2 separate regions of the Homo sapiens genome follow, and region 2 is linked to region 1. Evidence: read pairs that join two places in POLR2A ChIA-PET (ENCODE). Cell type or tissue: HepG2. All regions are shown on one strand. Links, peaks and the distances in the headings refer to the core of each region. The heading gives the core; the rest is flanking DNA. Region 1 overlaps ENPP1 (ectonucleotide pyrophosphatase/phosphodiesterase 1). Region 2 overlaps ENPP3 (ectonucleotide pyrophosphatase/phosphodiesterase 3).

Region 1 (15,589 bases), core at 2,395-10,394:
ACCTGGACAAGACATCATAATAGTATCACCTTACAAAATGCCCTCGAATCTTTCTAAACAATTTCACATCGACTCTCTCAATGCACAGCAGACAGTGTCCCCATTTACTAGGAGGGAAGCCGGGACATAAAAGTCAGCCAGGACTGTAAGAGGGATCTTTCCACAAATACAACATCAAGTGTGCTGCTATTATCAAAATAACATGAGAGGGTGGTGGCAGGGGAATGAGTGGTTATAGATAAAATATTATTGGCCGTGTGCACATAATCATAATTATGAAGCTGGGTGATGGGTATAATGTTCATTACATACTCTCTCTCCCCATGTGTATGTTTAAAAGTTTCTTTAATAAAAAGTTTTAAAATTATTTTTTTCAGCTAATATAGTTGGCCAATAGCCATGACTCCTAATATAAAAGATAACACCTATGTAAAGCCCCGCTAAGACGCTGGAAGATACCAGGCTGCTGCAGAGCCCAACGAGCACCTGACCTTGACACACAGAACTGTAGTTGATGCAGCAGTCGCCCTTGTCCTTGCAGTCATCTGAACAGGCACAGAGGCTTCTGGTCAACCTTTTCTCACCACACCTGAATTTGTTGCAAGTCCATATATGTTCTAGAAACAAACATCAGCAAAATGTGTTTTATGTCTCAAATTCAACATGTCCAAAGTGAACACAGAATTGCTGTCTTCCTGAGTATGATCCATGAGCAACAATGAACAATTTCACAGCTCTTAGTCACTCACAGAATCTGCCACTACCATGGCCACTCTGAACTAATGGGGTAAAATATGTAGGAACCAATTATTATTATTTCACTAAAAGTCCAGAATTTTGTCATTTTCAAATTTAGATGCACCTTACCATATGCAATTCATATGTAGACCTGGCTTCTTCTACCTGCTAAAATTTAATCTAAGTCTGACTCTCAGGTCAAGGTGAGAGGATTGCTTGAGGCCAGGAGTTTGGGATCAACCTGGGCAATGTAGTGAGACCTCATCTCTACAAACATTTTAAAAATTAGCTGGGCATAATGGTGTGAGCCTGTAGTTCCAGCTACTTGGGAGGCTGAGGCAGGAGGATCTCTTGAGCCCAGGAGTTCAAGGTTGCAACGAGCCATGGTCGAGCAACGGCTCTCCAGCCTGGGTGACAGAACAAGTCCCTGTCTTTAAAAAATAAATACTAATGAAAAATAAATAAATCTCTCTCATTTAAAAATTATTCCATGTCATATGCAGAGAATTCCAAATCTAACTAAGAAAATTTTCATATTCTGATAGTTTTATTTTGAAAAATATAGGTGGACATATAAGATCTCTTGCCGTCAAAGAACCATAATGAAAATATTTCTATATTTCAAGCAGGCTTTTAGAATTTGAATGCAAATTAGATTACAAAGGCTTTCAGCATACATTAAAAATAGACAAAGTTCTGCTATCCATAAAATGTTTAACAGAGAAATTCTGTAAATTTTTTTCTCTTAAGGAACTGTTGAAAGAAAATATAAAAGCTAATGTCAAAACGTGTATGTATGCTAAACTAAAAAAAATTCAAATGAATTAGGTAAATCACATACCTGAAAGACACAGAACTTTCCTTGATCTTTTCCTAATGACCATAACTCCACTTTTTTCCCTGCTCATCCTTACCTGGTTCTATGCACGTCTCCTGGTAATCTAAACAGCAGTTTCCAAGCTCAACACAGGCAGCATCACAGCGACAGTTCCCAAATGTTCTCTCGAAACAGCGACCTTTGCAACTTTTAACTGAAAAAATTGAACGATAAGTCAGATGTTTCTAATCATTATATAATTCAAAGTAAACATCAACGAATACAACTAAGTTAGGTGTACACTAGGTTCAAATACTACTTTAGAAAATACAGATGGGGTAATAAAGTAAGGCAAAAATCTTTTCACAAATACACACAAAAAGTGATACAAACAGAAAGTAACCTTATGTGCCTGGTTTGTGATTTTTATCTCCTGATGTAGGAAAGAAAGATAACTTTTTAATGATTATTATTACAAACGTTACTGGGTCTGATAAGACTTAAATAACCATGGTGTGATAAAATAAAAGTCAGAATAAAGGCTTGTTCTGAATACTTTGTGCTATGAAAAAGTTGGCTTAAGCAGGCATGGGGTTCCCTAAAATTTCAAAATGTGGGAAAAATTTTTTTTAGAAGTGGTTAAGAATATTTTAGAAAGGAAAAGATTACCTAGCCTGCCTCACTCTCAATCCTGGTGTAAAGAAGTAGTGGGTTTGTTCAGAACATGCTCCCTGGCATAGCTCTTCCCTCCCTGACCTGAAACACCCATTTCACCTTTAGATCCAGACTGGCTCCCTCTAAAAAGCTTTCCTAACTCCCCAGCTAGGCCTGATTTCCATTTTTTTAAGCTCATATAAAACCTTGTCCTTCCCCTCAATTACTTAATTCCACACGTAACTAGGTTATTTGGTTAATATCCCAGTTAGACGGCAAACCAAGACCACATCTGGCTTTGCCCAGCATACTGTCTCCCTAAAACCCAGCCAGGTGCATGCCATATAGTTGAGATTAGCACATTTTTGCTAAATGAATAAATGGTAGACATGGGAGGAAAGTACTTTTCATGACAGTTTTTTACTGTTGAAGTTCATTACTAGATACCTTGAATAAGCCAGGTTTCACTGGAGAGCTAGAAAATTAGGACAATGAGAAAAAAAGAAAAAAAGGAACACATGGAAAATAAGGGACATCCAACAACAACAAAAAAGAAATAATCTTAGTTCTTGACTTTAATGGTGTTCTGACCCAAAAAGACACTGCCATGGAATTTACCTCTCATTTGACACTGGGAAATCAGGCAATTTTAAGAAGATGAAGTAACAATAATAATTTCTAGTGTCAGAAATACGAACTTTCCTGACCTGGAGTGGGGGTCAGGGAAGTCTATTGGAATAATAGCTATTACTTGGAGCTCATTAATATGCACCTAATAATTTTTAAAAATATGATGCATACTATGTTGGGCTTGGATTAAAATTGTTATTTTTCATTTTTAATTTGTATGTGTCAACTCAGGAGTGAATCACTTCATGCTAAAAGATGACATAGGTAAACACTAAAGTCTGTAACTGTTTACTTCAGTTAAACTTAGATACATGTGTTCTGAATAGTTTACTGATACATAAAATTACTACTTTTCAACAGTACATGATAGCTTAATAATCACTAAAAATTTTTTAAATAATTAATATTACAATCACAGAATAGCCAAACAGAAGAACCTGTTCAATTTTCAAAGCTGAATTCTCTAGAATGACCATCAATGATTTTATTGCGAGAGGATGGGGGGGGAACTACCTCAAAGACAAGATAATAACCACTACGATTTACTGTGATCCAGTTTAATTATTTATTATAATCTTGTCAATGCTGGATAGATTTCTGCAATTGATGGAAAGAAAAATATATCTAGAAGTTTAAAAAAATATCATTGTGGCTTTGAAACAACCAATGTCTGCAATTTTAGAACCTTAAGAGCACATACTGACAGGTTTCTGGTTGCCCAGGGATGGTAACTGTCACCTAGTAACCTACAGGGTTGCTTCAGCAACTAACTCCTTAGGGTAAAAGAGCAGTAAAGAATGTCCTCTGAGTCCCTGGAGGAAGTCAGGGAGCATGGGCTCCAGGACAACAGCATCAGAACCCCCGGCCATGTTTTGTAAGTAGAACTTTATATGACTAATATAATACAAGAACTTCAGGAAAAAGGCTCAAGCCAGCGTTGAATTGACAATATCTATGGAGTACCCATAGGAATAGGAGATAATGTTTACCTCAATCACATTCTTAATAAGGCTGTGCACACACATACACACACACACACACACACACACACACACACACACACCTAATTACCTTCTTTGGCACAGCTTGGTTTCAACCCAAATATACAACCAAGTATTGTTGTTAACACACATACTGACAATACCTGTAGGGAGAAAAGAGAAAATTACATGGTTTCTTTTTTAAAAAATATTTTATCTTATTTTTTATTTTTAGAGATAGTGTCTTACTCTGTTACCCAGGCTAGGGTACAGTGGCATGATCATAGTTCACTGTAACCTCGAAATCCTGGCATCAAGGGATCCTCCTGCCTCAGCCTCCCAAAGTGGGGGGATTATAGGCAAGAGCCACTAGGCCTGGCCTTATATAGTTTTAAAATCCTTTTATTTCTCCAAATGTTTTATTGCTTTAAATGTTTCTAAACTTTTTGGTGCTGTTCTTTTTTCCAGTCTGGGGCTAGTCACGTAGATGTGTTCACTTTTTGAAAATTCCAACTATACACTTGTGATTTGTATACATTTCTGTATTTTATACTTTAATAAAAAGTTTACTCAAATGTCAACCAACCATTCTATACCATCCAATGTTAATGTAATTAGAAACTCTCCTAGTTAGTATAAATGAATTAGTCATAAAAATTATAATTATTAAGGGAAAGAGAGAGAAAACTATTTACAGAGTCTGGATTTCCTATGTATCAATCCATTAAAGGCAATATGTGGAATATTATATGCCTCTTTTAACAGTTCTACACAAACCCAAACCTAACATCCTCACATGTACTGTGGTACCTTGTGGGAACGAGCCCTGAAGAGGGTCAGCTGACAACCTCCTGGACCAAGTGTTACCACAAACTAGTTGTGTGATTTCAGGCAGGTCACTTAAGCTTTCTAGATACCAGTTTATTCATCTATAAAATTTAAGGGTTGGACTACGTGATCTCTAAACATCTTTCCAGTGCTAACACTTTGCCACTTTCCCATTCTCCACTCTTCTGGTCTTTGACATTTTAAAATAAGTGGACACACCCTACAACCCCTAAGAACCATGACAGAACTTCTGTGAGTTAGAAGACAAAGGAGCGGAATAACCCACAAAACAATCCTCAATTTTTTTTAGTGTGACAAAGTTTCCTTGAAAGCTCCCTGGAATGTCAGATTACAGGGCACCTCAATAAAATATTAATTGAGTACCAATGATGCGCAAAGACTGTTATACACTGAAGGAAAAAATAAGAGATAGCTCAAGGGGTTTCTACTTGGGTAGGAGAAGTTAAAAACAGCACATCAGTGGCCCATATTTGGTAGGCCCTACAAACCGCCTGCAAAGTTCTACAGTTGTTTAAAGAAGGAGAAAGGTTGGGGTGGTTAGGGAGAGGGAGATCAGAAAGAGTTTCCTAGAGCAAGCTTTTGGCATGGCTCTGAATGGGGGGGAAATGATGGCGTGATGTTGCCAGGTGGAACTGGAGGAAGGAAAGAGAGGACAGAACACAGCAAACTTCTAGGAGAAAGGGCAGCATAAAGAAGGGTTCCACGAAGGCAGGCACATGGAAGGTGGCAGATAAATAATGAACAGCCTATCTTAGCTGAAACCAAGAAAATGCAAACGGGAATGGACAATGGGTGGAGGTATGGAAAGATGGTGTAGTATTTCCGGAAAGCTAAGGTGAAGAGATAATAGAGACAGGAGGAATGGGTGAATAGGACCAAGTAGATGGTTGGTGGAGGCTTTTATAAGAATTCATTCCTTCAGATGAAGAGTATTGAGTACGGACTATGTACTGGACATTCAGTAATAAAACAGACATGACCTCTGCTCTCGAGGTGCCTACTGTCAAGTGACTGCAAAGACTTAAGAGGAAGTGAATGGTAAGGAAAGTGAGGCAGCAGGTCTTACTTACTTCAAAATAAAATGGATAAAAGAAAGGAAGAGTTTTTGCAAAGAAAGCAAAAGGTTAGCCTTCTTTAAGGATGCAAAAACATGTGTTTTTCTTTGTGTGTGTGTGTATATTCCTTAAAATAAGGAGGTATCAGAGGAAGAGCTTGAGCAAGTCAACAAGGGCAAATAAGCAGAACAAGGTATCAGAAGAGAATAGTAATGGATTCTCCTAAACTTCTGATGGTGGTGTAAACTGACACAACTATATGGAAAGATAATCTCTAAAAATATCTATCAAAAACATCACAAACGGCCAGGCACTTTGAGAGGCTGAGGTGGGGGGATCACTTCAGGCCAGGAGTTTGAGACCAGCCTGGTCAACATGGTGAAACCCCATCTCTACTAAAAATACAAAAAATTAGCCCAGCATGGTGATGCACGCCTATAATCCCTGCTGCTCGGGGGCGCTTAGACAGGAGAATCGCTTGAACCCGGGAGGCGGAGGTTGCAGTGAGCACAGATCGCACCACTGCACTCCAGCCTGGGCGACAGAGCAAGATGCTCAAAAAAAATTAAAAAAAAAAAAAAAAACAAGCCAAAACAACAACAAAAACTGTTTTACTGTCAATTATAAATGTATAAGAAAATAAAACATAGTAAAACATCTATATTTAGTGTATTATAATTTAAAACATTAAAAACATGAAGAATTGGCCAGGCACGGTGGCTCATGCCTATAATCCCAGCACGCTGGGAGGCCAAGGCAGGTGGATCACGAGGTCAGGAGTTAAAGACCAGCCTGGCCAAGATGGTGAAACCCCGTCTCTACCAAAAATACAAAAATTAGCCAGGTGCAGTGGTAGGCTCCTGTAATCCCAGCTACTTGGGAGGCTGAGGCAGAGGTTGCAGTGAGCCAAGATCGCACCACTGCACTCCAGCCTGGGCGACACAGTGAAACTCTGTCTCAAGGAAAAAAAAAAAAAAAAAAAAAAAAAAAAACCATGAAGAATTGAAATTGTATTTATCTGTAAACTTATCTAGAATAGTCCAAACAGTACTTACCTTCTTCTCATCTATCACATAACTCACAATACAGAGTGAGAATATTTTCTGTGCCTTGGAGAATTGTCATATTCCATATTCCTTTCTAAGTTTAGATCAGTTTCCAATGTTTTCACATAAGCTTTGCACCTTCAACATTATGAAATGTCTCCAAGAGGAAGTTTTGTGGCAGTGTCACTCCCTCTGGGATATCTTCATTCTTTTTCTCACAACCACTCTCCTCATTTATGTCAAAAAATTCAGCTTCACTAGACTCCTCTGGCTTCATATCTGGAGTCTATTGCACCATGGCAGTGTTAGCATTCCCACGGTTAGCTGTTTCTTCCATAACTCCATTTACTTTGACTTCAATTTCACTTCCAGCATTATTACCTCCTTTCTTTTCTTTACTTTCATTCTTCATCAGTTCATTCACTTTTTCAATTATCCACTTTTTGAAAACGTCATATAGGTTTACCTCTGAGAGGCAAAGCAACAACACAACTACATGCTTTTGCTGTCTGTGCATGAACTGACTAAAAGATGCCTATGGGCTAATCACTGGCAGATTTTGAAAGAAATGATGCAATTGGTCACTGACCATAACTTGCACTTGCTATTTGCACAGTGATTTGTGGACTGATGAGCTAGCAGCAAAGTTTGTACTTTACGCAATTACTCACAGTTAATATATCTTGGTAAATGAAATTTGAACTATGTTGTTGGGAGCTGGTTTTATTTAATTAAACTGTGGTAACTGAAATTTGTGCATGTCAGAGAATCATGCAAAGCTAGTACTAACTGTACTCTCACAAGTGGCCAAAATAGTTGTCCAAGGTGTTTATTTCAAAACTGTATTCATAAAACAAATGAACAAAAAAACTAGGAACAACCTAAGCTCATTTTAAGGAAGCTGGTTGAACAAGTCATATTTTACTTATACAATAAAATACTCTCAGAGGGTTAGGCTCAGAGATAGGCATGTCAGAAGGCTGAGAGGAAGATATACACACACACACAAAAACACCACATACACACACAAAACAAACTAAGGTATAGCAACAGGAAGCTAGAAACAGCTGATGAGGAACCTCTTCAATCTTCTTGGCCAAGTAAGAAGCATCTGGGTGGGAGTGTGGAAGGAATAGAGAGGGCTTAGGGCATCCCATGTGAAAGATGGCAACAAACCAGTGGCGACAACAAAGACTGTCAACGAGGGAAGAGTAAAAAGACCCTCCAGCTCTGGGAGCCCAGCTTAATCTGAAATCATGGAATATAACAAACTTGAATGGCCTGAAATTCTAAGAGTGGAAGTGGGAAAATGGGGGAAAAAAAAAAAAAAGACGACATGCCCTGGGAGAGGGAAAGGTGGGGAAAACAGAATACAAAAGGGGATAAGAGAATTAAGGCATGGGTGGAATGGCTGAAAGGGGCAGGACAAATTGGATATGAGTATATGAGTAGAAGAACTAGATGGACAGGAAAACTACTATGGAAAGACTAGGTGGTAAGCAAGCATTTAAATGGTAACCATTGGTTTAAAATACACATGGTTTATATATAGCTCTTTATCCTCTTGTTAAGTAGCTGAAGACACATGCTGACTTTTAAAAATCACCTCTTCATTATTAAAAAGAAGTTCTTGATTTACCTTTTATAAGATGAGGCATAGCATAGAACTGAAACAAAAGTATGACAATAGAAATGATCATTTCTCATTGACAGTCACATCCATAAAAGATGAAATTTAGAATATCTACTACTTTGTTACAAAACACCTAATCAGAATGATTTTTAGTAGGAAATTCCCCTTCAATAATTTTCAGAGCTGTGAAACCTAATTTAGTTTGAATTTTCCTGTCAAAGCAGTTTAACTCATCAATATCATAATCTACCATCCATTTTAATCTCCATAACAATTTAGGTATTTTTCAAATTTTAATATTTTCTAAGAAACCATAGAAATACATCTTATCTTAGAAAACAAGAAACTGGGAGACAGAAAGTAAAAGCAAAGTTTTTGGAATATTTGGAGTTTCCTGCTTCTTTAGTTAACTAAATCATTAGTTCTTAGACATTTAGTGAGTCAAAAGAAATACTAAAAAAAAAATTTTTTTCCCTCACCAATTCCCTCAAATACAATGGCATTAATATCATGTGTATTATTCTTTCTGTATCAGGCATTCATTGAAATACGAGTGTCCACAATGTGCAGTCCCTGTACTAAAGACCAGAGATACAAATAAAACAACTCCTACCCTTACAGAGAAACAAAGGAAGTTGGCCGGGGGAAGCATTAGAACGAATGATTGCAATGGACTTCAGTAGAAACATGTAAAAAATGCTAACATACTAACAACACAGTGGAGAGCAGAAAAGAAGAAAAGGGTTTCAAAAGGCTTTACAAAGAGAGATTTGGAGAAAAAGGGACCTCTCCCTCTGTCAGTAAACAAAGGTTTGAGTATCTGCAAGATGCAATGTATTTAGATTCTGTGGGGAAATACAAAAAAAAAAAATAATTTGCAGTGAAGTCCTAATGTCAGAGTTTATAAATCTAATAAAGGCAACAACAACTCTGGAATGATGCCATAGGCTGATGATAAAGATATGACATAGTTAGAAGCAACCTAAGAAATGACATAGTGGTGACCATATATACGCCATGGTGCTTCATGCAAAGCCACAGAGGTAGGAAAGACAACACCAGCCTGGGAAGGAGAAAATAACAACAACAATCATGGCTGTCACTTCTCTAGTAATTCCTACGTGCCGGGCACTTTTCTAAGAGTTTTATATTAAATCATTTAATCCAAACTATAACATCACAAGACAGATTACGATTAACACAGTTTAAGGAAGGTGAGCTACAGAGGTTAGTAACTTGCCAAGGACCGGGGGTTGATAAGCATCCACAGCAAGATTTGAACCTAGGCAGGCAGAGTGTAAAGGAGGCAGGTAGGAGTGGGAAGGGAAGGGGCTGGAGGGAAAAGGGAGGGAACAAATGGGTCCTGAGGCAGCCTGCGGGCGGTCAGTGGAGTGTGTTCAGGCGCTGAAATATGAAAGTGACAGGACTGGATTTAATAATCCCAGAACGATCCCTTGGGATCATTGTGGAAGGCTATGTTATGAGTCCGGTGGGAAATGAGGTCTTGGACTTGCTAGACCCTCCTCACCGAGGAGATGCTAGCACCATGTTTCTCTAGGTCTTCCCTCACCCCTAGTTACTGCAGCTCTTACCATGCTCCATAAGATTTGTCTGTCTCTGACTAGACTGTGAGTTCCCGAGAGGCATGGATTTATTTATTCAACCCTGTGTTTTCCACATCTAGCATGGTGCCTTGCACAAAGTAAACATTCAACAAATAATCGTTAAGCTGAACATCAGCAAGCTGTGATTTAATTAAACATAAATGGGGAGAAACCATAAATCCCCTAATTTTCCTCATCTAAGCTGACAGAGTCAGTTTGTTAAGTGACATTGTGTCTGCATTACATAAAAGATACCTACAACAAATATACACACAAAATTTTGTTTAGGAAATGGTAGATTGCTGGATGTGGTATTCCAATGTGTCAGACGGTATGAAAGTGCCATTTGAAATGAATCAGCTGACTACATTGCCTATCAGTCCTCTGATCTTTGACCAAAGTTGCATGCTTTCTGAAAAAGAACTGTGAGGATTCAGACCAGCCTGGTGCTGGGAGTCTTCACGGGATTTCGTTTGCTGGAGGATGGGGATTCGATCCTATTGAGTAAATCCAGTGCCAAGAAACTTCTACAAGATATTCAAAGGGAGATTCAAAGACAACACATTCCTGAAGAACTTTGGAGCATTACAAAAGCTCAAAGCAGAAGTTAGAATCTCTTCTAAAAAAAGTTCCTAAGTCCACTCAAGCAGTTGTTCATGCATGCTTGGTCTCTTATGCACTCAGTATCATTTTAGTTACGCTAGATTTATCTGAAGAAGATCCTCTGAAACTGCAGTGAAACTTGATGTGAAGCCCTTTACATAACTAGTCACATGAAAATCAGGAAAAGGGACATCCAGCACTGAACAAGCACATCACATAGGGACAAATCTCACAATCTCTCAGTGAAACACTAAAACTAAAGAAATTGACACCTGCCTGGTAGAAAGAGCTTCAAGTTCAAAATGACTTTGGTTCAAATTCCACCTTTCAATTCATTATTCAGCATTGAACAAATATTTCTTGAGATCCTACTACATCTCAAGCACTGACCTAGTGCGGGAGAGACACCTGTGCACAAAACAACTGCAGTGGTCTCAGGCGGCTTGCATTCTTCTGACTTCTAGACAACCAGCAGCTGTGAAAGTAGGGAATGTTTCAAATCCTCACTAAGCCTCATTTTTAAATCTATGACGTGGTGATAATACCCACCTCACAAAGTTGGCAGGAGCCTTCGGCGGAATGTACAAAACATGCCTAGATTGGTGACGAGGGCATAGGGTTACTGAATAAATGGTAGTTCCTACTAGAAGTATCCAATCACTGAAAGGACTGGGCCCACTACGGATTCTTCCAAAGGGATAGTACAACTTTACCAATGTTTGTCAACTGTACGACAGCCTAGTTCCTATTTTCTTAAATGCCATAAACCAGTGCATTAACATTTTTCCTTTTTTTGTTTTAGTTCTACAGTAATCTGTTTTCAACAGTAGCTGAAGACCATGCAGGAGCAAGGAATCTGAGAAGAAATACAACAAATTATTTTGCAGGAAATGATGGCACTAGACATTTTAGTTATAGGTATACAGTGGCCTTCCAGCCCATGCTACTGAAAAGGGAATCCATGTAAACACCAATTTGTATTAATATATTAGAGATTTCTACAGATTCATATCTATCTGCACTTTTAATATATTGCAGCCCTAGACTGATTCAAGCATTTTGGGTACAAGTAGCTGTGAAAAATCCTAAAACAAATGCCATAAAACATCTATATTATTTGCACTTCTGGGAGTTTATACTAAGGTTAAGAAAGTATGTACAAATATTTAGATGTAAATATATACATTACAGTACTATGTATAAGAAAAAATAGACATACACATAATGTCCAAGAGTAGGAAAATAGCTAAAGAAATATAGACCATTTATATAACTGTTATACAGCCTTCTGTATATAACTGTATATAACTGTATATAACTGTATATATGGCTGTATATAACTGTTATACAGCCATGATTTAGAAGAATATTTAATTGACATGGAAAAATGACACATTATTGGGTATAAAGAACAGATGATAAAACAGAATGGGTAATATGGTCCCAATTTTTGGTTATACATAAATCTACACTTGATGGATGGGCTTACAAGTTATTTTGTCATCTTCTTAGTGTTTATATTTATTTTCCAAAGTTTCTCCAATGGACCCATGTACTTTTGGAATCAGTACACAGGACAACCACAGGACTAATGTGGGTATTAGTGACCCAGAGTAAACTCTTCCTCATTCTGGCATTTTAGGGGTTCTCAGCATAACAGTAAGCTCCTTCTCTGCCTATTTACCTTAAGCAAACTTCAATAAACAAATTCTGCCTGAATACTCAAAGCTCCATGAAATCTACCTAATCTCTCATCCTTAAATATAAATGAACCACCATGATTCACCAGTCATTGGAGGTAAGCCTAAGACAAAAGTCTAAGATCAACACAGAATGGTAAAGGGGAGAGGGGAATAGAAAAAAAAAATAGAAATAAAAAGACATCTTATTAAGTATATTCAATGGGATTCAAAAAGACATATACAAAACTTCACATCAAAGAGTCCTAATATCAAGTATCCAAAATAATAAATCATAGAAGAAGGCTCATACCGATTCACATCACTGCAAAATTCCAGGACAACGACAGTAAAAAGATCTTCAAGTGAAAGGCCATGCTAACTTCATAAACTAGGCTGTAAGGATGGTAAGATTAGAGTTCGTTTCTCCTTGGAGGTTTAGAAGAACTCAGTGGAGAACATATCTGGGCCTAGAAAAATCTGTGTAAGAAGTTTATTAATTTGTGGTTCAATCTCTTCATGGGCTAGAGAATTACTTAGATTTTCTAATTGTTCTTGAGTAATTTTGATAAGTTGTATTTTTTCTTGTAATTTTTCATTTCACCTACCTTTTCAAACATATGGTTATAAAGTTGTTTATAATAACCCTTTGTTATACTTTCAATGCCTGCAGCATCTCTATTTGTGTTCTTTTTCATTCTTGATATGATTTGTACTGCCACCCTTTTTTGTCTGTTTTTTACTTAATCAGGCTAACCAGGAGTAATCTTATCTTTTCTTTTGTATGCTTATTGTTATTTTATTAATTTCTGGTCTTACTCTTATTTTTCTTTCCTTCCATATCTAGGCTTAATGTTCTGGGTTTCGGGTTTTTTTTTTTCTTACTGTTAATATGGATGCTTAGATTATAGCTTTTCAGACTTTTCTTTTAATATTACTATCTAACTTGTAAACCCCTTTAGACATCATTGTTTTATAAGTTCATTTAAACTTACCAAATATTTACCACTTTCTTTATGCATTTTTTCTTCTCAGCTTTCATCTGGAATCATCAGCCTAAAGTACATCTTTTAGATTCTTCCTGATAGCAGACTCTCTCAGTATTCGTTAGTCTGCACATGTCTTTGGTTTATTCTTGTTTTTGAAAGATATTTCTACTGGATATGCAAATTCCAGTTTGGCAATTATTTTCTTTTGGCACAGTGATGATATCATTACACTACCTTATGCTTTAATCATCACCACTGAGAATCCAGTCATCAGACTATCATCCTTTTGAAGTGAATCTGTCTTATTTTCTCTAATAGCTTTAAACTTTTTTATTTTCAACTTTGTGTTCTACAATGTTATTCTGTTGTCAACATATATTTATTTTATCTATTCTACTTAAGATTCAATAAGCTACCTGAATCTAAAGATTGGTGTCTTTCATGAGTTCTTGAATTGTCATTTATTCAAATACTGTTCAAAATAAGAAATAAGGCAAGATAGATAATAGTAACAGAAAACAGTATATTATTTTAAAAAAGATCTAGAAAGTAAAAAAATAAAATTTCTAGAAATGAAAAATAAAATGAATAAAATTAACTCAATGATTTAAGAGCAAAAGAGACATGGTAGAAGACACTAAAGATTAAATATTAATGCCTGCCTATGTGATGCCTGGGAACATCTACTATGATAATTGTCTTAGAGCAGAATGCCCTACATCCTCATAATTATGTCAGCTTGGCAATTATGGGAATAGTAATATTTATTATCTCATTAACAGGTTTCAAGATTCACAGAAATCATTATAGGAATACCTATCAACTTACAGCTGGCATAGGTTGAAAATGACAATGATAGAAGGAAGGGGAAGTAGTAAAGAAGTAATGGAAGAGTTATTTTATAAACTTTGGTTTGTTTGTTTGGTTGGCTGGTTGGGTTTTTTTTTTTTTTTTTTTTTTTGAGACAGAGTCTCACACTGTCACCCAGGCTGGAGTACAGTGATGAGAGCTCACTGCAACCTCCGCCTCCCAGGTTCAAACGATTCTCCTGCTTCAGCCTCCCGAGTGGCTGGGACTACAGGCATGCGCCACCACACCCGGCTAAGTTTTGTATTTTTAGTAGAGACGGGGTTTCACCATGTTGGCCAGGATGGTCTCAAACTCCTGACCTCAGGTGATCTGCCCGCCTTGGCCTCCCAAAGTGCTGGGATTACAGGCATGAGCCATCGTGTCTGGCCTTTATAAACTTTTAAGTAATTTATCAAACTACACACACACACACACACACACACACACACACACACACACAATGACAACAGGAACCCCAAATAAGCTAGAAAACTCACTCTTGTTCTTGGTGGACAAGGTCATTTATTACCAAACCACTGCTTGTAAAGATTGACAAGAAGCAATCAGTAGGCTAATGGCAACATAACAGAGGGGAACCCTACTGGTTTCCTTTGCCTCTGCACAGATCCACACATAAGGTAGTACTTGTCACTACCTGCTCAAGCCCAGCTGCTAAAGCACGTCTAGGACCTCTCTGCATGAGCTCTAAGCAAGCTAAGGTCACAAGCACTTTCCCTAAAAAGGGATTCCTGCTTCTATGGATAAAAACAATCTCTGCCCTATGGATGCCAGTACCGCACTTTCCATAAACATAAAAGGAAGAATATTGGCTTTAAAATGAGTAATGTTAAGACAGGAGTCCACAAAAACATGCTTCAAAGACTTATCACAGCAATTTTGTTTGACTTTCCAAGAATCCACCATCAACCCATTTTTTTACAATAATGATTAATGAAATTGCTGGACGTATGCCATCATGTCAAACAGTACTTGCTTCTAATTTGTGTCAGTGTCATGAATCTCGTGCATTTAAAAAAACGCCAAGTTCTTCTATTATTTGGTAAGTGGGGAAAATCAGTAGCAGGCTGAGTTTAATAGATTTTATCTAAGTGGATTCTAATTGTGAATAAAGAGAACAATAAGATTTTGTCTAAGTGGATGCTAACTGTGAATAAAGAGAACAGTATTCATTAAAACACACACACACACACACACACTCGGCTGGGTGTGGTGACTCACACATGTAATCCCAGCACTTTGGGAGGCTGAGGCGGGCAGATCACCTGAGGTCAGGAGTTCAAGACCAGCCTGACCAACATGGTGAAACCCTGTCTCTACTAAAAATACAAAAAATTAGCCAGGCATGGCAGTGGGTGCCTGTAATCCCAGCTACTAGGGAGGCTGAGGCAGGAGAATCGCTTGAACCCAGGAGGCAGAGGTTGCAGTAAACTGAGATCACTCCA
Region 2 (15,589 bases), core at 2,650-10,649, 91 kb after region 1:
CTCTTCATGGGATTCTTCAGAGTAGGCCAGGGTCTGTCTGGATAGCTACAGTTGTTCCAAAGGGTTCAATTCTACTCCCCCTTTGAATAGCCAAGAGTTTCTACATCTGTAAAATAGCATTTACCTCATAGTATAAAGGAAAGGTTAAATGAAATAATGTATGCAGAGCACTTGGTACAGTGCTTGGAAATAGGTACAGATAATAATCAATACACAGACTATGACCCTATACAAGCAGTGCTAGAAGGATACACATCCTGATATTAGTGGTGATTTGTTCTGCTTGATGGTACCATGAATGCTTATTTCTTTTGCCTATCAATATTTCTCTGTTTACAGTAAATATTTATAGCTTTGTAATAAGTAGGATTAAGAGGTTATTTTTAGTCCTTAGGATAATATTTTAAATTCAGTACAAGTGTTTAATTTATCTCTCTTTACCCCTGAGATTTTCCTGTTAACTGGATAAATTTTTGTTAGTGACATAAAAATATAATAATAAAGTACATGGGGAAGAAAATACTTGCCTAGGAAAGTAGTCTTTTTTTTTTTTGCTTCAGCATTCTAAACTTAGAGGGAAAGTATTAACAACAGATAACCTGGTACTCCTAGCAGCATTTTCAATTAAGAGGAAATGGATGACTGCCTGGAAGTCCAATTGACCCACATGAGCCTGAAATCCCCTGGGAGTTTCTCTTCTCACCCTGTGCCCGTTCTGAGGCCAAACTCAGCATTTTGCCACATCTCCCAAATAGATCCAACACCACAGTGACTTGGTTAATAATATCAATTTTACTGAAGAGGAATTCTAGGGGAATTGAGGAAGAGAAATCACATCATCCACCACCCTGCAAAATTAAAAGAAGTGAAGCTTCAAGATTTGCCTCCAAACTCCTTTCTCTCAAAAATCCTGTATATTGTGCTGACATTCAAATCTAGCCTTTGACTTGATTCCTCAGTTACTGAAAAAGAAACCCAGGCATGTAGCCAACAATGCCCGCCACAGACAACATCCATCACCCCCACAGCAAAAACAAACCAGAAAACACAACAATCACTATCTAGTGTTAGTCAAGTCTGACCCCTGAATATGTTTTACCCTCCGTCTAAAGCAATTTATCACAATATTTACAATATTTACCCAGCACAACTGTGTGTGTGTGTGTGTGTGTGTGTGTGTGTGTGTGTGTGAGTAAGGGTGGGAGGTGTGGTTGTGGTGAAATTCTGCAGCAAAGAGAATGTAATTTTTATCAGATGGGTAAATATACAAAAGGGTTATATATCCATAAACACATAGGGATAGATATACAATATGAAAGTGACAGGGACTCTCTCAGCTCTGCTTTCAGCCTCAGCCTGTCCTTTCCCTGAGTTTTGGTTTCTGATGACAATGGTCTGGACAGCCCTGAAGTCCTAAGTGATGGGACTGGGATTTTTGACTTAAGTTCCCTCTGTGTGACAGCCTTCACCTGTATGGCCTCTTAAAATTGAGGATTTTTATTAAAATAGTAGATTTTAGATGCTCTGGCTACCAAGAAAAAAAAGGGCAACTATGTGAGATGATGGATATGTTAATTTGCTTGACTCTAGTAAGCATTTCACTATGTATATGCATATCAAAATATCATGTTGTACACCTTAAATATATACAATCAAATAAATAAAATAATTGTAAATGCCCATGACAGTAGTTTCTGCAAACACATGGACCTCCAATGCAAGTATTTTTAAAAAAACTTTTTGAAAACTCTAAAAAAGCCTTTCCTCTATATACGTTTGTATAACACATTTGATTAAGTTGAATTTTAATTGAAAATACAGAGACAATTTCTACTTCTTCTTCAACAGCAGTGTGTCCTAATAGCATATAAAACTGTCTTGAACATGCGAATAAGACTTATCTGATAGCTGTCATGAATCCAAATTCAAACTTTTTTCCAACTATTTACTCCATCACTCAGCAACCATTTAGTAATTGTCCAGTTACTGTTTCCAAGTATGTGGGCCTTGGCTTGTAAAGTCAAATTGGCGAAAGAGGAAAACCTGCCCTACGAAGTTTCCGTCAAATAAGTCTAAACTCCAGACAAGTCTTGAGTCACTCTGACTCTACTTGGTTATTGAATTATATGGAAACTTTTCTCTACTCATTGGCACTGCTAAAACCTCCAGACAACTGGTTTCCAGTCTTACAGTGTGGTGTGCTGTTTTTCTTTAATTGCCTTTTGAAACACAGGATAGTTTTATTTTCCACTTTCACCTTGCTGTTTTGGGGTTTCAAAATTTATATTTGCATATTATCTAAGTTATTCTTATTTTTAAATAAAGACAAGGAAATTTCAGATTTTAATATTTGATCTCTTTTTTAGCCATTGTTTCTTAAAATATCAGCCATCCTGTCTGAGGCAGGCACATTCCATGGTTGTCCCAGACATACCTAATGAATACAGCTCCCCTGCAGAAAATATGGGAGGGAGGAGAGAGTATTTGCCCTGGAGAGTTCCAGTCTGCCATTTTGCTGATCATTCCATTATCAGCATCTTATCCTCGAAGCTTTACCCACAGCACTTGTGCAAACATTATCTCTCCATATCCCAGAAAAACAAAACTAAGAATTGAACGCATTAATCTCTTGGGAATATATACAATTCAAAAGAGGCATAAAGAATTGGAAGAATTTATCACCTCTCCTATGGGAATAGTTCAGGTCCCAGAAAGAAAAGTTTTCAGAAAGAGCCTTAAATCCAGTTGGTTTCACCCTATTGGCCATCCCATACTCTGCACAGAGGGGGACGATACACTAGACTAAAAACAATATTCTAAATTCTCTGAACCTTACTTGCTGCATCTGTGCCTACTTTCAGAGTTGCTTAAAAAAAGTTGGTTGTGTAAACTTTAAAAAGTAATATCTTATGAGTGCATGTAAAAACTTGTGGAATCTGAGAAAGGTCTGTAGACTTGTTAACAGTATTGTACCAGTGACATGTCCTGGTTTTGATATTTTACCACAGCCATGTAACATGTTACTAGTGGGGGAAGCTAGCTAAAGGGTATACTGGGCTCTTTGTGCTATTTTTTTCAATTTTCTGTGAGTCTATAATAATTTCAAAAATAATAAATGTGATATATACGCTTTAATTTTAAGAGAAATAGTGTCATCAGAAGTTCTGAGGTTAAGGTACAAAACACATGCAATTGACAGTATTCAAGAGTTTTGGACTTACAAAAATGACAATTTCATATGGTATCCTAATACTATAAAATGTGTAAAATGCAGTTATACTTGGGTTTATTGCCAATAGACTTGTTTTTGCTAACTAGAAAACAAACAAAAAACCCCCACAAAATCTGAACACTTTTTTTAGTTGATTGTAATTTTAGAAAATAAATTCCCCTCTATCTAGTTTCTTACCTTTTTTTTTTTTTTTTTTTTTGAGGCACAGTCTTCCTCTGTTCCTCTATTGCCCCAAGTTGGAGTGCAGTGGCAACATCTTGGCTCACTGAAACCTCTGCCTCCCGGGTTCAAACGATTCTAGTGCCTCAGCCTCCTGAGTAGCTGGGATTACAGGAGTGCGCCACCATGCCCAACGAATTTGTGTGTGTGTGTGAGTGTGCATATTTTTAATAGAGATTGGTTTTGCCATGTTGCCCAGGCTGGTCTCAACTCCTGGCCTCAAACGCTGCTGCTGCTTCCGTCTCCCAAAGTGCTGGGATTACAGGCATGAGCCACTGAACACAGCCTACTTTCTTATTCTTGAGATGGATCTTAGGAAATGGTTATAAGAGGTCTGAGAGGAAAAGAAATGTGTTCTAACAGCAGTGCCGGCTTCTACTGCTCCTTGAACACAGTGCATGTCCCTGTGTTGACTGCTTCCCCATATATCAGCCTGGCTAACACTTTGCCTCCTCTAAATCTTTGCTCAGATTTCAGCATCTCAAAGAGGTCTCCCCGGAGTGCTCTGCTTAATATTTCTTGCAACCTACACTTCACAACATCACTACATTCAATTTTTCTTTCTTTCTTTCTTTCTTTGGAGACAAGGTCTCGCTGTGGTACCCAGGCTGGAGTGCAGTGGCACAATCATGGCACACAGCAGCCTAGACCTCTTGGGCTCAAGTGATCTTCCCACTTCAGCCTCTGGAGCAGCTGGGACTACACAGCTTCTTTTTACTCTTATTTACTTCTCCTTTTCTCTTCTGTGGCATTTAGCACTTTTTGTTTGTTTGTTTTTGCTTTTGTTTTTTGAGACGGAGTCTCCCTCTGTCACCCAGGCTGGAGTGCAATGGCGCGATCACGGCTCACTACAACCTCCACCTCCTGGGTTCAAGTGATTCTCCTGTCTCAGCCTCCAGAGTAGCTGGGATTACAGGCGCACGTCACCACTCCTGGCTAATTTTTTTGTATTTTAGTAGAGACAGGGTTTCACCGTCTTGTCCAGGCCGGTCTCGAACTCTTGGGCTCTGGCAATCAACCCGTCTCGGCCTCCCAAAGTGCTAGGATTACAGGTGTGAGCCACCGCGCCTGGCTGCATTTATCACTTTCTAACACACATAATTTAATTTTCTTATTTGCTATACCTGTTGTTTACTGTGTCTTCCCTGCTAGAATATAAGGCCGTAAGGGGCAAGGATCTTTGTCGAGTTTGTTCCTTGATTATCCAAAGCCCCCAGAACAGTGTCTGTAACATAAAAGGAGCTCAATAAACATTCACTGAATAAATAGATTTAACGAGATCTTGAATAGGCAAGACATGTCTAGTCTTTCAAGACTACAGAATGACTGTATGACTACAGAAGACAGTTGGTTCCAGATTCAGAGATAGCAAGAGAGGAAGACAGTGAGTCATTTGATGAACTCTCTTATATCAAAGTAATCAACTGAAGATTTAATTCTAAATTTCTGCTCTCAATTTGTGGAAAACTTTGCTTAAATGCTGTAAAAGGCTGATGTCAGAATCTGAGGTGAGAGTTGATGATGAAATCTCTGCAAGCTAAGCCCATTTTCTGAGATGAGATTTAGACAGATTTGGAGGATGTATCTACTGCCACGGCCTATTGATCTGAGCCACTGTGGCCAATCTGTTGCAGTTCTTTGTCAATATCCAAAAGTAACAATGCTGACCATGCCATGCTTCCTTTTTTTTAAAATTGTTAATGTGGCCACAGGATAAAAATATCCTGGGACCTAACCAATAAATGGGGATTGTAATAGAGGCCGACCAAATTTAAAGATCGGGGCAACCACAAACCATGATGAAGGATGCTATTAATGTGACTAACTCATCTGGCAGGAAATATGGAAGTCAAACCTCCAAATCATAGGGCAAAGATCAACCTGACACAATCCACAAATTTGAATCACTTGTGTGTAAACCCAAGTGGAGCGGAATTGCCTGGTTAATTCAAAAAGTGTGCTTTATATATGCCTGAGAGAGGATAATGCTACCACATGGCAGCCTCTGATGGACACAGTTTATATCTAGTAAGTTATCAAATCCTTGCAACAACTCTCTAAGGTAGGTATTAAATGATCCCCTTTTTGCAGAAGAGAAAACCAAATTGTAGAGTTTAAGGAACCTGTTCCAGATCACACAGCTAGGAAGACAGGATTTAAACCTTGGTGTCTATAACTTAGGAACCCATGCTCTTATCAATACTCTACTGCCTTCTAACACTCAAATGAGAGCAGATGATTCCTTAGGAGACGATTATAAACAAACTTTGTGGTTATCACTCTAAGGAGACAAGACAGGAGGAAGTCGTTGTGTTAATCATTACACATATTTTCTTAATTTCAGGAATACGAAAACTGTTGTAAAGTCTCAGAGACTGACATTATAAACGTATGAACAATGTTAACAGAATGTTATTTATTTAGTCCTTAAGAAATGGACTTGCTGGCCTCTCCAGCTTTCTCCTAGACCTACGAATGTCTACACCTTAGTAAACACGGTATGTTAGGATAACAGAACCAGCCTAGCTCTAAGTCCAGTGTTGCCCTTTACTATGAGTTGTTATCCAGCTAAGTTTATCCTGTGGGTTTGGGATAAGTCTGAATTGCATGGATTCTCTGTCATTGGAAGGCTGAGGTTTGTTCCTGTCTGGAAGTTTGTTCAAGCGTGAGTCCACTGATTGAAGGAGAGATTGTGGTCTGCTAGGGATGCTGTGTAAAGAGGAAGTCCTTTCTTCAAACAGCCTTGTTTGTGTTTTTGAAAACTGTTAGAGTTTATGTCCTGTTTCCATTCCCATGACCAGCCCTCCCAAAGTAAACAAATGACAAGTGGTGGTGGGAGAGTAGTGGTGATACAGGGGTGGGGACGGGGCGGAGGAAGGAAAGAGATTTCCCTAGGGGAAGAGGATTTTCAAAGAACCCAAATATAATTTGGACATAAACTCAAGTGCCAAAACCAGATGGAGTTTACATCAAGATCAGCCCAATTTGTAAGCATAAACACAGACTCCTAAAATCTTCATTTACTGGTTCTAAAATGACCAAACACTGATGGACTCTCTTAGACTAAATTCCAGCTAAATTAGTGGCTAGAGGTGAATCCTTAGCCCATGAATAGGTGCACCCCTTTATCCAGTTTATCCCCCTCTAGCTACCTGACCCTACCTACCAGCAGGGGAAGCAGGTTTCCACTTGCCCAGAAAATTCATTTGTTTGTGACATTTTCTAGAAGAACAGACCCAGAGCCTTCTTAATCCTGACTATGGCTCTAAATACCCTGAAAGATCAAAAAATGCATAAAAATAAAATTTCAGAATTTAAACTACATCTGGAATATAAGCCAATGTTGAGAATTTCCCTTCTTTCCAAGTCTGCTCCCAAGATCTTAGCTGACCTCACTTGCGTTAGAAAGTCCCCTTTCTACCAACAAGAATTCATTGTAATCCTTGATTCAGTAACATTGGAATTCACAAAAATATCCCTCTTATATGCCTGTCTCCCAAAATACATACAATTGAAAATTGCAGTAATATGTGGTTCCCTCTATTCAAAAGCAAGCAGTTCTGTTGTATTAAATGCTCATCTACATGAAAAGCACTTGTCAAAAATTTGGCTTATTACATATTTCATTGTTATCAGAATAAAAAGGAAAGGGAATTACATTGCTTGGGATAGTTCTATCACCTGAAAGTCAAAAAACAACTTGAGTCAGGTGATGATTGGTGCTGGAAGCTGACATTATGGATTCTTAACAACACCTGCATGATTCTACATTAATTCTCAGCTACACATGTCTTGGGTAATTTGTAAAAACTTAAGGCATTTATTGAAATGTCAAGCAGTAATTTCCTTTTGCTCTGATAAGTTACACTTTCCACTAGAATAAATTTTCTAAATATTCAAGACACAAGTATTTTCTGAAAAATTTGAAATTCCCCTGAGGAAAAAACACTGAACCAAAGTAACATGAATTGACATTTCCCCAAATCCCATATTAAAACACTGCATTTCAAAGAAGAGATATACCCAAGAGTCATGTATTAATAGGATATAGTCATTGTAATCATTGCTTGTGGGATTATGTGTGATTTAAATATTTGCATATATAAATATAGATATATATACACATTTCGGATAGTCTTACAATGAATATGTATTACTTTTATAATTAAGAAAAATAAATTATTTTCAGTGAATTAAAATTTTAAGTACACCAATTTAAGAATTACGGTTGTGCCAATATAGGACTTTTATTTTTTCTAAAATGAAACCACAATATATGTTTACCCACTTCTAGGAACTTGCCCAGAAGATACACTTTCAATAATGCAAAACTGCATATATATAATATTCATTGCTGGATATTTGTAGTTACAAAATGTTGGAAACAACCTAAAAGCTTTTACATAAGAGACTGATGTAATGAAATGATACATCTACACAATGGAGTACTATGCAGCAATAAACTAGGATGAGGAAGACCTATGTGTATGGAGTGACTTCTGGGATATACTGTCAAGTTTTTCAAAAAGTGTGAAAGAAACCCAGGCGTGGTGTAATCCCAACACTTTGGGAGGCCGAGGCAGGAGAATTGTTTGAGCTCAGGGGAGTTTGAGATCAGCCTGGGCAACATGGTGAGGCTTTGTCTCGACACAAAATTAAAAAAAAAACAATTAGCCAAGTGTGATGGCACATGCCTGTGGTTCCAGTTACTCGGGGGGCTGAGGCAGGAGGATTGCTTGAGCCTAGGAGGTCGAGGCTGCAGTGAGTCCTATTTGAGCCACTGAACTCCAGGCTGGACAACAGAGCAAGACCCTGTCTCAAAAAAAATAAATAAAAAATAAAAAAGATATTAAAAAAAAAAGTTCAAAAGGAATATATAGTATGCCTCTTTTGCATAAAAAAGGAAAATAAGAAAAATATATCTATCTGCCTATTTTTGCAAAAACAAATACAGAAATGATTAACCAGAAACAAATGATGTTGGTCGTAAACACAGGGTGGATGGAAAAAGAAAGAGTGGAGGGAGGACACTTCTTCTGAGTGTCACTTTTCATCTAATTTTGGCTTTTAAAATCGTTAATATTTTATACACTAAAACAAATAAACGTGACTCAACAAGGTTGGGGAAACTCCTTAACAGAATATAAATAGAAACAAATGAGCAGTACTATATTTCAAATGAATAATGTAACTACACTGAAGGGGGAAAAACAAGTCCAAATAATTCTGGAACAATATTCTGACCAAGTTCTTAGCCTAGAAACACTTCTTGCATTCTACTTGGTAGATTTCCTTCTTTAAGTGGTGTTAGTCTGCAATTCTTACTCTCCGTGTATTGGAGCATATGAATAAATATATTGACGATTTTGGGAACCAAATTTCTCACTATTGGAGAAGGAAGATACAATTATAAAATAGAAAGTTGTTAGAAAAACTATGCAATATTGGATTATAATTGAATTCATGGTTTTTATTCATGTGGTGTTAACTTTAAAAAAATCACAAATCTGTGAGTTTGGAAAAGACTTTATTTTTTGTAAATGGTTACAGCCTGCAAAATGGTCACCCCACAGGATGGGAAATATTCCTCTAGCTAAGACCAGACAAGCACTTCAAAGCAGGAAAGATTGGAGTAGTAGTTTTATGCTGAAGAGGCTGGCTAAAAATACATATTTAACAGGTTATGGGAGAAGCTGTAAATATTCATGAAGGTGGTCCTGACACATGTGTATTGAGCAAATCTGCATGTAACATATAACCCATGTTCACTTGTGGGTGGAGACTTAACATTCAAAAGTATTACAGTTATGTCTACGGCCATACCACCTTGAATGCACCCGTTCTTGTCAAATGTATTACAGTTGGGCCCTATACATCGAAAGATCTTTTCAGGTTACAAAGTCACACAAGTGAGCAACCTCTGTAAACCAGTCAGAACCAGTCCGTGGTCGGTGGTCTCCCTATCAGAAGAAAGTTACTGAAATCAGGCCCTTGTCCAATCAAAGCTGTAGTTATAGCTGGTGGAACAGTGGTTCTGTTAGTCAGTGTCAGTGAGACGAGTTGTCATTGTTTTAATATTGCTTATCTCAAAGCCTGTGCTTGAGAGAAAAAACAAAACAAACAAACCAGAAAAACCCTTGTGGCAGTTAGAACAGTTTATTCTAGGCTGGGCGAGGTGGCTCACGACAGTAATCCCAGCACTTTGGGAGGCCAAGGCGGGTGGATCACGAGGTCAGGAGCTCGAGACCAGCCTGGCCCACCATGGTGGAACCCTGTCTCTACTAAAAATACAAAAATTAGCCAGGTGTAATGTCATGTGCCTGTAATCCCAGCTATTCAGGAGGCTGAGGCAGGAGAATTGCTTGAACCCGGGAGGCAGAGGTTGCCGTGAGCTGAGATCGCACCACTGCCTTCCAGCCTAGGCGACAGAGAGAGACTCCATCTCTAAATAAATAAATAAATAAATAAATAAATAAATAAATAAATAGAGCAGTTTATTCTTTAAGTGTAGGGTGCATGACTTCATCCTTGCCTGGCATGGCCTTTGGTCTTGTATATAATTTGGTATCTTATTGCCACAGAGTCTGTTCTGTCAGTCTTACCATATCTATTTCAACATTAATGCTGGTCAATTGTGTCTAAACCATGAAAGAGAGTGGGTAGAATGAGGCATGTCTGACCTCCCCTCTCTCCTGGCTGTGGCCAGAAACTCAGTTTTAAGGTTTTTCTGGGGTCCTGTTGGCCACAGAGGGTCTGTTCTATCAGTGGAAGACTTAGGATTTTACTTTAAGTTTACAGTATTTATGAACACAATGATAGATATAGGCAAAGAGACATAGATATAGATTCCACTTTTGTTGACTGAAGATGCCTAGATGTTATGATACCCCAGAAGCAATTAGGGCACCAGTGCCCACTAAATGGAACCAGGGCATTTTGGAGGAAGAATTGATTCCAGAGTTAGTGCAGGGAAAGTACAAAATAATCCTGAATTTTTTTTTCTGTACTAGAAAATAAGAAAGTCCTCAAAAAATAATGGGGTATATACAAATGACCCAGGACCCCACTTAAAGAAGCTCCTGTTGACCAACTCTGGGACTATTTGAGTACTGACATAAGTAATGATCTTAATGTATTCTAATCTGTTGGAATAAAAAAAATGAGTCTGTACAAACAATAATAAATAAATAAATAACAAAATAAGTGAGAGAACACTTTTGCTTATAGTAGAATGCTGATAAACGTAAAATAATGGAGTCTCTAAGAATCACTCCCTTTGCAACTATCATCGTAAAAATTGAATCAGGGAAAGATTATTAACGGATACTGAAGCTGTTGGGTAAAAATTTAATGAGAAACAGGATATGTGTAGGGTCTCCATATCCTTCTACAAATAACTTATAAATTGCTAAGGGAAAAATACTGTCTCTACAGAAGAGAAACTTATGAACACTAACATCACCAACTGATCAAATCTGGCATGGATTAATGATGGCACAAATGAACATCATGTGCTTCTAAATATGAAGCACTGAGGACAAATGTCACTAATGTAATGTCCCTGCCAAAAATGCACTGTGTTAATCCAGTCATCTGGAAATGCCAGACAAACCCATTTGAGGGACGGTCTACAAAATAAATGACCTGGACTCCTCAAAAGTATCAACATTATTTGTTAAATGCTGAGGAATTGTTGCACCTTATAAGAGACCAAAGAGAAAAAAGTAATACAATGAATGATTCTCTTTCAGATCCTAGACCAAAAAAGAAAATATCATTAAAGAATTGTTGAAAATATGAAAAAAATTGATAGGTTCATAAATTAGATTATTTATAGCATTGTACCAACATTAAACTTACTGTGAGTTAATGTCCTTGATCTTTGCACACTAAAGTACTCAGGGTTAATGGGCATAATGACTACAATGTACTCTCAGAAGTACAGTGAGAAAAATAAAACTATATATAAATGTACATACTGAGAATGTTAATTGATGTAGCTGGGTACGGGTTATAAAGAGTTCTTTATACTATTCTTTTTTTAATAGAAACAGGGTCTCACTATGTTGCCCAGGCTGGTCTTGAACTCCTGATCTCAAGTAATTTGCCCACTTCGGCCTCCCAAATGTGCTAGGATTACAGGTGTGAGCCACAGTGCCTGGCCTATACTATTCTTGCAAACTTTGTGTACATATAAAATCCTTTCTAAATAATATTTTAAAGTGTAACTAACTTTATTGTTTACATTTTCAGATTTTTAAAAATAAAACAAGTTCATTGTAAATATAGGCTACATACTGAAAGTTATTAAGTAGATACACCAAATCCTCTATAATTTCATGATCCATTAAATCACTAGTATTCATTCATTCAAACTGGCTTTACATATACATATTTCTTTTTTAATGGAATAATGAATACGCAAAAGGAAGGTATAATATTGCACAATCTCTGTGTAAAAAATGAAATTTTATTAGCCGGGTGTGGTTGCGGGGACCTGTAATCCCAGCTACTCGGGAGGCTGAGTCAGGAGAATCGCTTGAATACGGGAGGTGGAGGTTGCAGTGAGCTGAGATCACGCCACTGCACTCCAGCCTGGTGACAGAATGAAACTCCATCTCAAAAAAAATACATAGTTTTAATTTTTCTCTTTTTATTTTTATGTCAACAACTTAGCCACTTTCAGACCAACTCAGAAGTAATGAGGAAATCCAGGGTTATTAAACTCATTTCAGGGTTGTAAACACCCACCATTTGTCTTCCTATTGTGAGTTCTAAATTCCAGGTGATCTTATTTAGTTTCCAGGCCATGGTGGGGCAGGAGAACACTGATTGGAAAAATTGTCTCTATATGAAGAGTATTAACATTGTTGCTATGTATCCGGAAATAATTTCCTATTTGTGTCTTAACTTGCAGCCTCTCTGTATTGCACATTTTGCACTGCATAAATTTTTTACCTAAATTCTACATGTGAAGAAACTATGTTAAAAAAAATCCAGTGGGAATAAACTAACATCTTAATTGGTTGTAATTAATAACCATAATTCAGTTGAAATTCTAATAGAAATAGAAAGCAATTGAATTTGTTTTCCTTGAAGTTCAGGTCACAAGATTTTTCATTAGCTACAAAGCCTGTGTCCCTGGATGAACTGATCTTTATATCAGAGAAATATCTGGAAAATTGCCAGTCTAGCAACCCCAAAATCTGACCAATAGCATTGACCCTGAAATAATTGCTGGGATCTCTTTGGTTCATAACTCTATTTTGAAAATGAAAGAAATACATATAGGAGTTAAAAAAAAAAACTTCAGGCAATACAAAGAGCAAAAAATAAAAATGTTATCTTTTTTACTATTAATTTCTGCTTCCCCCAGCCCAGATTTTATTATATGAAACAGGGGCTGACAAACTACAGCCCAGGGACCCAATCTAGCCCTCCACTTGTTTTTGTAAATAAAGTTTTATTGGAACATAGGTGATATGGTTTGGCTCTGTGTCCCCACCTGAATCTCATCTCGAATTGTAATCCCCACATGCCGAGGGAGGGAAGTGTTTGGATCATGCGGGCAGTTTTTCCCATGCTGTTCTCGTAATAGTGAGTGAGTTCTCATGAGATCTGATTGTTTTATAAGTGTCTGGCATTTTATCTGCTCACACTCACTCTGTCCTGTCTCTGCTTAGACTCACTCCGTCCTGTCGCCTTGTGAAGAAAGTGCTTGCTTCCCCTTCTCCTTCTGCCATGATTGTAAGTTTCCTGAGGCTTCCCCAGCCATGCGAAACTGTGAATCAATTAAACCTCTTTTCTTTATAAACTACCCAGTCTCAGGTATTTCTTTATAGCCATGTGAAAGCAGACTAATAGAACAACCACTCTTACTCCTTTTTTGTATTATCTATGGCTGCTTTCTTGATGCCACAGCAGAGTAAGTAGTTTTAAGAGAGACTGTATGGCCTAAAAAATTTACCATCTAGTCCCTTATGGAAAAGTTTACCGACCCCTGAAAAATGACAGTAGACTACACACATTGTTCTACCACTTGCTTTCTCACTTAATAATAGTGATACATTCAAGATATATATAGATCTACTTCTGTCTTTATAGTGATGGAACAGTATTTGTTTAAACAGATTCCATAATTTGTTTAACCAGTCTTTTAGGTTGTTTTCTGGTTTTTGCTATCATAAAAGATGTCATTTTCATGCATTTGTGCCAAGCACATCTGTTGGGACAGTTTTTACAGGTGAAATTAACAGCGCAAAAGTTCTGTGCATTTTTAATTTTAATCAGCATTGCCAGTCAAATACAAAAAGTTTTGTGACAAAACTGATTTAGAGTTGATTCAGTTCCCAAGTGAGACATACTTCTTTTGTTCTCCCTTTTGTTTAGATAATTCTGGGCAGAAAAATATATTCAAAGATTCTGAGTAAGATAAAACAAGTAATAAGGAAGGTATAATCTGTCATGAGATTAGAGTTTAAGAAACCAACAAAAAAGGGAAGGTGTAATATAGCATCATCTCTGTGTGAAAAATATAACTTTAAAATAATACATATTCATAGAATTGAAAAAAGAGAAAAAGGAATAATAAAAATTATGGCTTTTAGGGGACTTAAGGAAAAATAGAAAACTTTATTTTACAATTCTCCAGAAAAAAATCACTTATATTTTGCCAAAATTACTTTATACAGTAAATTATATATTAAGTAGACATTATTAAGTTAAATAGTGGTTTCAAATGTTGGTAAATATGTCTTTAGTTGCAAAATTTCAGAGACAGGCTGCACTTTATCCTGATAGAAGTCAAGCCCAGTGAGAAGTTCTACATCACGGACCCGGGCAATGTGAGCTGTAAATCTTTCTTCAACCCAAAGAGCTTCTGGTTTACCTTCCTGAAAAAGAAAAGCACAACACTTTTTTTTTCACAAGGCAGTATTTTTCATGAACAGAAATATTTTTATTGCTTAGAAGTTGTCTTTTTGCCGATGATTTTTACCTCCTTAAATCTTAATTTGATACAGCTAAATTTAGTTTTTAAAAATAAAAAGAAAACACAAGTACAAAGTATACTATAACTAACATAGAACACCGTTGTCAAAATTTATCTATTTTTATGTTTACTTCAGATGTAATTTTTTTAATGAAATTAAATATTGCAGATGAAGTTAAGTCCCCAGGGCTCCTCTGTTCAGAACTAAACATCTTTATATCAGGGTGAATCCAGTCTGTTTTTTCAAACTTTTACTGTACATCACTATACAATATGTAGTACTGATGAGTTTTTAAACTTATGTTAATATTATAAGTGGTATTCTACAATTTTTTTCATTCGGTATTAACGTTTGTAATCTATAGTGATATATCTAGGTCTTGTTAAGTGACTTGTTCTTAGCTGTGGTTTGTGATATTTCCTCATTTAAATGCAAAACAATTAAATTTTGCGTTACATATTGATAAAATTTTTGTTACTATAAATAATGCTATAATAAATAACTTGGTATATGCCTCCTGTGTTCAAGAGCATGAGTTTCTAGGATATATTAATAAAATTGTTGGGCCATAGAGTACATTCAAATTTTTTTTTTTTTGACATTGTCACTCTGTCACCCAGGCTGGAGTGCAATGGTGTGATCTTGGCTCACTGCACTCCAGCCTCAGCCTCCCAAGTAGCTGGGATTACAGGCACCCGCCGCCACACCCAGCTAATTTTTTAATATTTTTAGTAGAGATGGGGTTTCACCATGTTGGCCAGGGTGGTCTTAAACTCCTGATCTCGGGTGATCCACCCACCTTGGCCTCCCAAAGTGCTGGGATTATAGGCATGAGCCACCGCACCCGGCCGAGTACATTCAATTTTAACTTTATCAGATATTAAACCTAGCACTCCTCAAAGTCTTCGTACCAATTTACAGTTCTATAGGCAGTGAAAGATAATTCCCATTTCCCCACATCTTTGCCAAACCGTGGGTGTAAAATAGTGTTTTATGTCTGTTTATATTTTATTATGCTGACTATTGTTTATTTATGCATCTTTTCAGTTATTTCTTGACCTTTTTATTTTGGATTTTTTTTACAATATGAAAGTTAGTTCAATAATTTAGAAACATGGGTTTCTATGACATTCTTTATTCTTTATTA

Evidence for each region. ChIA-PET counts read pairs that join two places held together with the same protein. Peaks named below come from ENCODE experiments on the same cell type or tissue, not always from the same donor. Only the 100,000 strongest peaks of a DNase experiment are listed, where the experiment ranks them.
Region 2: POLR2A ChIA-PET joins it to region 1 with 15 read pairs; 2 of 35 experiments call an interaction of 5 or more read pairs at or near these places.

What each region holds. Positions count from the first base shown.
Region 1 is chr6:131,836,170-131,851,758 of GRCh38, reverse strand. ENPP1 (ectonucleotide pyrophosphatase/phosphodiesterase 1) reads right to left here. Exons shown (of 25, transcript NM_006208.3): 2 at 3,911-3,983; 3 at 1,653-1,769; 4 at 492-617. Among named protein-coding and RNA genes, the nearest start is that of ENPP1, 36 kb to the right of the region's middle. In HepG2, for the core only: no CTCF peak of the experiment used is centred there; a DNase peak (open chromatin) is centred at 7,358; H3K4me3 peaks cover 4,470 bases.
Region 2 is chr6:131,745,540-131,761,128 of GRCh38, reverse strand. ENPP3 (ectonucleotide pyrophosphatase/phosphodiesterase 3) reads right to left here. Exons shown (of 25, transcript NM_005021.5): 25 at 13,719-14,343. The coding sequence ends at 14,173. Among named protein-coding and RNA genes, the nearest start is that of MIR548H5, 39 kb to the left of the region's middle. In HepG2, for the core only: no CTCF peak of the experiment used is centred there; DNase peaks (open chromatin) are centred at 5,328 and 6,128.